Linked DNA regions of Homo sapiens: regions 1 and 2 are each linked to region 3. A link is a contact called in ENCODE Hi-C or POLR2A ChIA-PET data. All regions are on one chromosome and are shown on one strand. The core of a region is the stretch at or near the end of the contact, and the rest is flanking DNA. Distances in the headings are between cores, read along the strand shown. Region 1 overlaps NHSL2 (NHS like 2). Region 2 overlaps LOC107985688 (a long non-coding RNA gene). Region 3 holds the start of CXCR3 (C-X-C motif chemokine receptor 3).

Region 1 (2,972 bases), core at 238-2,737, 480 kb after region 3:
ATCTAAACATAACTAAACCTAGAAAAGATAGAGCAAAACTATGGTATCATCTAATGGGGCCACTGTCATATATGCAGTTGTCATATATGCAGTCCATTAAGCAGGGGTCCTCAACCCCTGGGCCATGGACCCGTACCAGTCCATGACCTGTTAAGAACTGGGTCACACAGCAGGAGGTGAGTGGCAGGCGGGCGAGCATTACCGCCTGAGCTCCACCTCCTGTCAGATCAGCAGCGGCATTAGATTCTCATAGGAGCAGGAACCCTACTGTGAGCTGTGCATGTGAGGGATCTCAATTACTTGCTCCTTATAAGAATCTAACTAATGCCTGATGATCTGAGGTGGAACAGTTTCATCCTGAATCCATGCCCCCACCCAAGTCCGTGGAGAAATTGTCTTCCACAAAACCAGTCCCTAGTGCCAAAAAGGTTGGGGACTGCTGTGTTAACTTACATGCCATTATGTGGCATATTGCTGTACAAATGGCCCTGGCCTTTCCACAAGCCGTAGCATGGCCACAGAGATATAGAAAGAGCCTGAGTGCTCACGAGGTGATTATCTGAGGTCTGTCACAGGTTCCCCTTTCTTTGCTTTCAGAGGCATCTCTGTTCACAGCGTCTCATCACACTCAAAACCCAATGCCTGTTTCCTTTTTTTTTTTTTTTTCAAAAGCAGAGTGTGTGGCAACGGGGCTCTGAGGAAATCCCTACCACTGTGGTTGGGGAGGGTGTGGTGTGAAGAACCCACATTGTGGCTTACTCAACTGTGAGATCTTAACTCTGTGGCCCCAGAGCCACTGTGCTCCTGGGCGGCAGTGGTGACAGCCATGGCGGCACAGCTTAGAGCCTGGAATGGTAAGCATGGGCTCAATTGCATCCTGCAAGAAGACTCGCATCAGGGTTTGAGCTCGGGGTTTGGTGTCTGGGTGGGTGTCGGCAGAATGGGAGGAGGCAGGTGGCTGGAGAGCACTGGGGACAGGTGGAGCAGCCAGTTTTGCCCTGGCCTGAGTCAGGCCAGGTTTGGGAAGCATTTGGACTCCACAGCAGGCTTGGGTGCTCGGCCCCTGGATTGACAGGAAGCTGAGAAATGTGATTATCTCCCACGGGACAACATGCTGTCCCCAAACAAAGGTGGCGGTCGCATGCCCACTGCCTAAGTTCTAAACGAGCCCTCCCCCAGCCTTTTCTCCCCAAGCTGGCCAGCTACAAGACCCAACCCCATGGTGGAGCCGAGGGTTCAGAGCAGCTAGGCACAGGAGAAAGGAATTTCCTCCTGTGGCTGCCTGGGAGGGAGCTCTTTTTCATCGGCCCCACCTGCCAGCTTCCCCATTACCAGGCCGAGGAGTGGAACACCAGCATTCCTTTTCCCTTCCTACTGCTGCCTCCTCCAGCCCTGCAGCCTAGAAACTCTCAGTGGTATCAGACTCCTGAAGCACCAGGCAACAGCCCAGCTTCTTTCTGCTTGGTCACACAAGCTGTGGCCTCCCAAATCATGCCTGGGCTAGGAAGACAGAGCAGTGTCACAGGAAATCTAAGTCCCATGCACATGGTGATCTCACCCCAGCCTCTACTGCTTCAGCCCCCTCCTGAGGCTGGCCAAAGCGTAGAAGCCCTGCTGATTAAGCCTCTTCCCTGAATGTTGGCAGCCTAGGCTCTGCACTAACTTAGCACCTAGTGCAGAGCCTGTCACGTGCATGGGAGCTACCCAGTAGCATTCTCTTGGACGGATAAATGCATGGGTGAATTAACATGCTTTGGATATTGTCTTTGTTGTACCTCCTCAGGGCTCCCAAAGCCTTAAAACTAGAACTTGTCACCTCATCACTTTAGAACCTTCTATTTGCAGGCATCTATGCACCTGCTGATCTCTCCCACTAAGAAAAGGTGACAAGAGAAACCAGCCAGGGGATTCCTGAGGGTAGTCTAGGAGTCTCGAAGCCTTGCAGTGGTCTTCCAGGCTGAATCATCCTACCTCGAGAACCAAGAGCATGAGAGTTGGCATCAGACAGACTTAGTTCAAGTCTCAACCCTGCTATTTCCTGTATATATAATCTTAGTCAAAAGTCATTTCACCACTCTTAAGATTTAGTACTCTACTCTGTAAAATGGGGCTAAAAATACCTACCCAGCATTATGGTGAGGAATAAATGAGAAAATGTGTTAGGTTGAATCCTATGAAACTGTCCAAAGCATTTAAATGCCAGCAAATTTGTATGGTTCAACCTAATATATAAAGTAGCCTTTATAAACTATAAAGTATAATAAATAGCCCTATATAAGTATTCATTATTCTTAACAGATATAATTTGTAAGTCACAGAATATTGTTTCTTGCAGTATTAGTAATCCCTTTCATCAGAATACAGGTCAAACTAACAGAAGAAGCCACTTATCTGACAATCGTGGGCTGCAGGCATTTCCTGGAGCATTTTGGCCTGGGAAATAGGGAGCAGGTATTTTTAGGAAACTAGACTGGTTCATGGAAAGCAATGGAGGTGAACACCAGGGTGACTCGTGACAGCTCCTACCTGGAAATGATTAACCCGCAAAAGCACAGTAGGAGTTGGCACATTCTCTTGCCCCAGATGGGAGTACCCACTCCCTAGCTCCAGTAGCAAAGCAGAGGCTGCCTAGGACAAACATTCCTTCCCGGGGGACAGAGCCAAAGGGTCCTAGGCCAGCAGACATCTGGAGGAAACTAAAAACAGCTTCTTGCCAACTTTTCCCTCCCTAGTGGCAGCTATCAAGCCCAGGTAGCTCCTCTTGACCTAGCAAAGTCCCACGCCTGGGAAAGCTTGGATTTGGAACTGATAGCTGCAGTGGCCACAGTGGAGGGAGTGGGGGAAGGTTCTCACCATATTATGCATCGCTCCCTCAATCCCAATCCTAGATGTAAAGGTCACTGGGATTTCAGGCCAGAGGGGACTGGGAAGAGTCCAGAGAAGTGCCCACAGATTTGCTCTGCCTCCGTTGC
Region 2 (3,083 bases), core at 361-2,860, 440 kb before region 3:
CATCAGCTAGATTTGAATGCTTCGATTCATGGATCACTACTTTTATTTGCCTCAGTTCTTCCCTGGTCCCTATATTACAGGGCTGCCAGAGTGCATGCCCTCTAACTGTACCGGCTAAGAAGTAAACAAATTCCTTTTTATCTTTTAGTTAAGACAAGGCTGCAATTTTTGAAAAGTAACATTTGCTAGGACACTAATGAATAAGAAAGTAACCAAAAGAGGTAACAAGAGAACACACAAACAAATGGGCTTACAGTGTTCACATTTCTTATCTTGTATCAACTAAAGTTTAACCATAGTTGGCCGGGCCTGATGGCTCACACCTGTAATCCCAGGACTTACGGAGGCCGAGATGGGCAGATCACCTAAGGTCAGGAGTTTGAGACTAGCCTGGCCAACATGGTGAAACCCTGCCTCTACTAAATAAAAATAAAATAAACCCCATCTCTACTAAAATACAAAAATTAGCTGGGCATGGTGGCACACTCCTGTAACCCCAGCTACTCGGGAGGCTGAGGCTGGAGAATAGCTTGAACCCGGGAGGTGGAAGTTGCACTGAGCTGAACCACTGCACTCCAGCCTGGATGACAGAGCGAAATTCCATCTCAAAATAAATAAATAAATAAATAAATAAATAAATAAATAAATAAATAAAGCTTAACCACAGAGGAGGCCAGGCGCAGTGACTCACGCCTGTAATCCAAGCACTTTGGGAAGCTGAGGCAGGTGGATCACCTGAGGTCAGGAGTTCGAGACCAGCTGGGCCAACATGGTGAAACCCCATCTCCACTAAAAGTACAAAAAATTAGCCAGATGTGGTGGCAGGTACCTGTAATCCCAGCTACTTCGAAGGCTGAGGCAGCAGAATCACTTGAACCCGGGAGGCGGAGGTTGCAAGGAGCCGAGATCGTGCCATTGCACTCCAGCCTGGGCAACAAGAGTGAAAACTCCATCTCAAAAAAAAAAAAAAAAATCATAGAGGAAGTTATCTGGTACAATGTATAGGGCACCTAAGCAAATCCTTTTTTGCCAGGGTAACCTTTCCCAACTCATGAGAGGTCAGAGGTTAGACAAAGCTGCGTAGACCCGAACCTGAAGGTTGGTGCAAAAGTAATGGCGGTTTTTGCAATTACCTTTAACGGCAAAAACCGCCATTACTTTTGCACCAGCCTAACAGATCTAGTGAGTTTCACAGTCCCTGGTGGAATCGGTTTCCCATACTGCTCTCAGTGCAGAGACCCTAGTGGGTGCCTTCTGTCCTGGCACGTGCTGCTTTCCGGTTCTGCGGTTACCCTGGCCCTTGGGTTTCCCCCACCCTCCTCCCATCCTTTTCAGGCTCCCGGAAAGAGAAGACCCCCAGTGAAACTCCACCCCTTCACATAGTTTTGATGACTTAGGACATGTGTTCGGACAAATACAAAAAAATGTGCTTACGATTCTAATTAGAAAAAGACACTTAGAATTGAGACTGCTTCTGAAAATCTGATCCTGTGCTGGCAGTTCCTGTTGTTCTCAGCTAGTATTTCGTTTTAGTCCCCTAAAGTGGCCATGTGACCTTGATAGCAAACGCCATCTTTCTGCGGAGCCCGCCTGAGCTGCGGCAAGCTGCTCTGACGGCTCGCTAGCAATCTGCCTTTTCCGATTTCAAAATCTTTAGACCGCCCACCAAAACCCTTTTTCCGGTCGGAGAGGCCCGGCAGGCTCTCAGGTCATTTGCGGAGCAAACGTGATTGACACGATCTGCGTCTAATGAATGTTCGTCTGCTTCCCAGCTCGGATTACTAGTTCCGCTCCCTTTCCCAGTTTGTTTTTGATGACTCATCCCTCAAATTCTTCACACACTCGCCTGATTCCCGCCCCTCCCGTCCTCTCTCTCCTCGCTCCCACTCGACGCCCACCCCCCACCTCCGCCGCCTCGCCCTAGGGAAGTGGATTTGGTGAATCCTATCGAGGATCGTTTTTTTACAGTGTATTTTGAACATATAGAAGCAAAAAGCACAATTTCCGTACAGGAAAGAGGAGGTTCATTTCCTTATAAGGAGCTTAACCCCTCACTGTTCTTTGAGCTTTTTCTCGTCCACAAGATCGGGGTGGGAGCAGGGGCAGGAGAAACGACAGCGGGGCTTTTGCCACTCAATTTCCAGTTCAATTCCAGAACCCCCGCAGCTCTGAGTCCCTAGCAAAGGTCAGCTGCCTTGCCCCAACAGCCGGCCCCACTGAGGGAGGAGTCCGGGGGAGTACAGTCAGGGTTGAAAGTTTACAAACATTTCTCTGGGTCTCGGGCATCTGCAGTGGGCACCTGCGGTGGGCACGTATGACAGTTTTGCCGGGGGCTGCAAATGCAAAATTGCAGCCCTAAAGAGGAAACAGACCTTCAGTCGTTAATAGGAGGAGGGGGAAAGGAAGGGGGAGTAAGAAAAGTAGGGAGCTGAGACTGAACTAACAAGCTCTTCTGGACCCAGACCCCTGAAATAGGCGAATGAATGGACTTCCACCTGCACAAGAAATCCTAGCTTTCCTGGATAGGGTCAAATGAAGCCAATAGAACATCCATAGTGAGAAGTTGGCAAGAGACTGGCTAAATTTGCCCCCTTTGGGCTGCTTCTTGTAGTCTCATTTGCTCTTTGATGCTCACACAACCATCACCACTTCTCTGCTGTGTCTCTTTATCCCACAGCTAAAGCATGTGATTGAAAACTTGCAGTTTGACCTAAGTTTAACACTGCCTTGTATAGGGCTTTGTGAATAATGGGTGCAGGATCAATTCCCCGGAGCCTGAGTATCATACCAAAGGCTAGAGACTCAGGGGCCTCCCAGTCTGCAAAGTGCTCTCAGACTCAGGCACATATTCTGAGGGAGCTTTTGCATTTTGGTCTTGGATCTCCAGGAGAGGACAGGAGTTTGCCGATTGGGAAAACAAAGAAGGTGCTAAGAAATAGGTGACCACCTTATTTTTTTATTCCCTCCTAAGCAGCCCCGCTGCTCTCCCTTTGGAGGCCCCTTGGCTAAGTCTCATCCAAAGTTCATTTGCATTGTCCAGCTTGCCCCTCTGGCCTCAGAGAGGAATGTAGCCAATGAACAGG
Region 3 (2,936 bases), core at 82-2,581:
CTACAGCTAGGTGGAGCAGGAAGGTGTCGGTGCTGCTCAGGGCTGTCCGCCGGCTCAGCAGCACGGCTGCCACCGCGCCGTTGCCCAGCAGCCCCAGCAGAAAGAGGAGGCTGTAGAGGGCTGGCAGGAAGGCCCGGTCGAAGTTCAGGCTGAAGTCCTGTGGGCAGGGCGGGGAGGTACAGCACGAGTCACTCTCGTTTTCTCCATAGTCATAGGAAGAGCTGAAGTTCTCCAGGAGGGCGGCAACCTCGGCGTCATTTAGCACTTGGTGGTCACTCACCTGTGAGGGCGGGAACGGGGAGGAAGGGGCTGTGTAAAGGCCTGGCAGGAACTCTTTTGTGATTGAGTCTGATTTAGTCTGTGATTTACTCTGAGCAGCTCCTCCTATAACTGTCCCCGCCAGTCTTCCAGGGCCGTACTTCCTCAACTCCATCCGCTCAGCCTGGGCTCTGGGATAGTGACTTCCCTTCTCAAAGGCTGCTTCTCTCGCATTCTTCTGCGTGATCCCATCGGCCCAGGGACCCCTGGGCAGGAAGAAGAGCGTCCCTCCAGTGCCCAGAGCCCTCTCTGCCCACTGTCCTCTCTCTCCCTGCTCTCCCTTCAGGCTTGCCTTGCGTCCTCAGTGCCCCACCCCCAACACATAGTTCAACCACCTTCCTCCCCAGCGCCTCTCCACAATCCCCTTTTCCAGTCACTAACCCTCCTCTTCCCTCCTTGGCCCTTGTCCGGGGACCCCAACTTCCTGCGCCCCCCCCCACCGTGTGGCCTCTCTACAAGTCACCACGCCCCCCAAATGCATGCAGTCTGCCCAGTCCTTCCCCCTCCCTACACTGAGGCTTGCACGGCCATTTAGCTGCCCACAAGGGGATCCCCCACTTAGCTTGAGAAGGAATCTTCTTTATCCCCTCACCCCCAGCACTATGGACCTGCAGGTCTCCCCAGTACCAATTTAGTCCAGCACGCCAAGAGTCAAAGTTCCAAGTCTCCTGAAGGGAGCCTTCGAGTCTACTTGCCCCCCGCCCCCCCCATTTTGCAGACGAGACACCGAAGCCAGAGAGGAGAGGAGAGGCACCCAGGGTCAGTGGCCAAGCTGGGTTCCCAATTCCCCAGTGCTGTTTCTGCCACAACCCATGCGGCCTCCAGCTACTCACCCAACCCTGTGGTGACCCTGGGCTGTGGGCCAGCCCTGGCATTCCCCTGATGCCCCGGGTTTTCCACTTCGAATTCTGGCCTGGCCTGGCTGGGCAGCAGCACTTACCTCAAGGACCATGGCTGGGCTGGTGCTCTGGCTGCTGGGTGGTGTGCTGCCTGCCCCTCTGCTTTGGTGCTTGTGGTTGGAAACCTGCAGTCACAGAGGAAGTGGGAGTTTCAGGCAGTTCTCAGCAGCAGCCTCTTCCAGGGAGTTACCTCTACCAGACCTCCCTAAACCTCAGGCCACAGAGTTTCCGTGACTGGGTGAAACCTCTCTGGAGGAGCTGGCTACAAGCTTGGGACCAGAAAAGCTGGGCAGAGGATGACTGGCTGGGGGCAGGTCCTTTGAGAAGAGAGGTCTGAAGAGGAAGCAATGCAGCTGAGAAGTGAAGGGCAACCCTACTGCCTGCACTGGTAGGGTCAGTGCTCCATAGATTGGAACTCATCTGTCCTGGCCTTGAGTTGATCTTTGCATGATTGTAAAGGCTGGGTAGAGAAATAAGTCTGCAGAGGAGATCCACCTTCTTAAAAATTTCAGCTAGGTGCAGTGGCTCATTCCTGTAATCCCAGCTACTGGGGAGGCTGAGGCAAGAGGATCACTTAAGGCCAAGAGTTTGAGACCAGCCTGGGCAGCATAGCGAGGCTCCATCTCTACCAAAAATAAAAAAAGCCAGCCGGGCATGGTGGCATGTGCCTGTAGTCCTAACTACTTGGAAGCCTGAGACAGGAGGATTGCTTGAGCCCGGGAGTTCAAGTCTGCCTTGAGATATAATTGTACCACTGCACTCCAGCCTGGTGACAGAGTGAGGCCCTGTCTCTTAAAAAGGGAATTAAAATATTTTTTTAAAAAGCCGTTACACTAAATCTAGCTTTTTACCACCACCTCTCCCTGCTAATCAGTGGGGAAAAAGAAAGGGAACTACCAGTAATGAACTTGCTATGTGATAGACATTGCTTTAGGTGCTTTCTCCGACACTGCCTTATTTCAACCACACAACTCACTTGTGACGTGCGGGGTTATCTGCATGGATGATTCAGAAAGGGGACAGGCCTTCGCCAGACACGGCAATTAAAGGTGGGCGTGAGGATTGATCCCACGGCTGTCTGATTCTCCTTTTCCTACTCATGAACACTGTCTTCAGTTTCTTTTAAGTGAATAAGCTATGATATATTCATGCAGTTAAAAACAAATGAACTAAAGCTACACATTTGAACATGGATGCATCTAGAAAAGCCAACGATCACATGGTAGAAGAAGCAAGTTACAGAATGCCATGTATAGTTTGATGCCACTTACATAAACTCTAAAAACCACCACAAAATCAATACCATGTTGTTTTGGATAACACTGTTGGTTCTCGAGGTTTAAAACAGGGACAGGAGATACCACAAATTCATAAAAGCAGTTGCTTCTCGGGCAAGAAGGAGGATGGGGTTGGGGAGGAGGCCATAGGAACTTCTTGATCTTAAGGAAAAGCTGTAAGGCAGCCTTGGTACAGCACATCAGTCACTTTATGGCAGAGAATGGTGAACAATTCCTCTCCCCACCTGCCCTCAGCTCTCCCCTTTGCCCTCTTCTCCCCTCCCTGTCGCCCTCTTCTCATTACCAGTGGGCAAGGCTGCCCGTAATTTGCTTCTCCCAAGCAGTTTCCTCTTTCTCTCTCTCCCCTAGTTGGAAAGCAGGGGTGGAGGGAGAGAGAGAAAGAAGAGAGAAGAGAGAAGAGAGAGAGAGAGAAAAGCAAGTG

Evidence for each region. Hi-C counts contacts between places; a loop is a spot of excess contacts on that map. ChIA-PET counts read pairs that join two places held with the same protein, here RNA polymerase II (POLR2A). Pooled maps may share reads with other maps.
Region 1: a map of natural killer cell shows a loop between it and region 3 (8-fold over the local background). The contact joins the enhancer-like site here to the promoter of CXCR3 in region 3. A Hi-C loop is called at or near these places in 1 of 168 maps with a recorded cell type or tissue (natural killer cell), 1 of 37 single-sample maps with no recorded cell type and 5 of 50 pooled maps. POLR2A ChIA-PET finds 5 or more read pairs at or near these places in 1 of 52 experiments (HCT116).
Region 2: a loop to region 3 is called in a pooled map, with 5 times the contacts of the local background. The contact joins the enhancer-like site here to the promoter of CXCR3 in region 3. A Hi-C loop is called at or near these places in 4 of 37 single-sample maps with no recorded cell type and 10 of 50 pooled maps. POLR2A ChIA-PET finds 5 or more read pairs at or near these places in 4 of 52 experiments (activated CD4-positive, alpha-beta memory T cell, activated naive CD4-positive, alpha-beta T cell and activated naive CD8-positive, alpha-beta T cell).

What each region holds. Positions count from the first base shown.
Region 1 is chrX:72,100,389-72,103,360 of GRCh38, forward strand. The region is part of intron 1 of NHSL2 (NHS like 2); the gene reads left to right. Among named protein-coding and RNA genes, the nearest start is that of RTL5, 30 kb to the right of the region's middle. RefSeq lists a silencer at 729-848. Within about 2 kb of position 1,488, at least 7 of the 41 ENCODE cell types and tissues checked have a DNase peak (open chromatin) inside an H3K27ac peak, as active enhancers do; they include natural killer cell, where a contact is called at or near this core.
Region 2 is chrX:71,180,446-71,183,528 of GRCh38, forward strand. LOC107985688 (a long non-coding RNA gene) reads right to left here. Exons shown (of 2, transcript XR_001755878.2): 2 at 2,937-3,083. Among named protein-coding and RNA genes, the nearest start is that of NLGN3, 37 kb to the left of the region's middle. RefSeq lists enhancers at 1,488-1,537, 1,594-1,888, 1,938-2,027. Within about 2 kb of position 1,611, at least 35 of the 41 ENCODE cell types and tissues checked have a DNase peak (open chromatin) inside an H3K27ac peak, as active enhancers do.
Region 3 is chrX:71,617,180-71,620,115 of GRCh38, forward strand. CXCR3 (C-X-C motif chemokine receptor 3) reads right to left here and starts at 1,332. Exons shown (of 2, transcript NM_001504.2): 1 at 1,259-1,332; 2 at 1-280. The coding sequence starts at 1,270.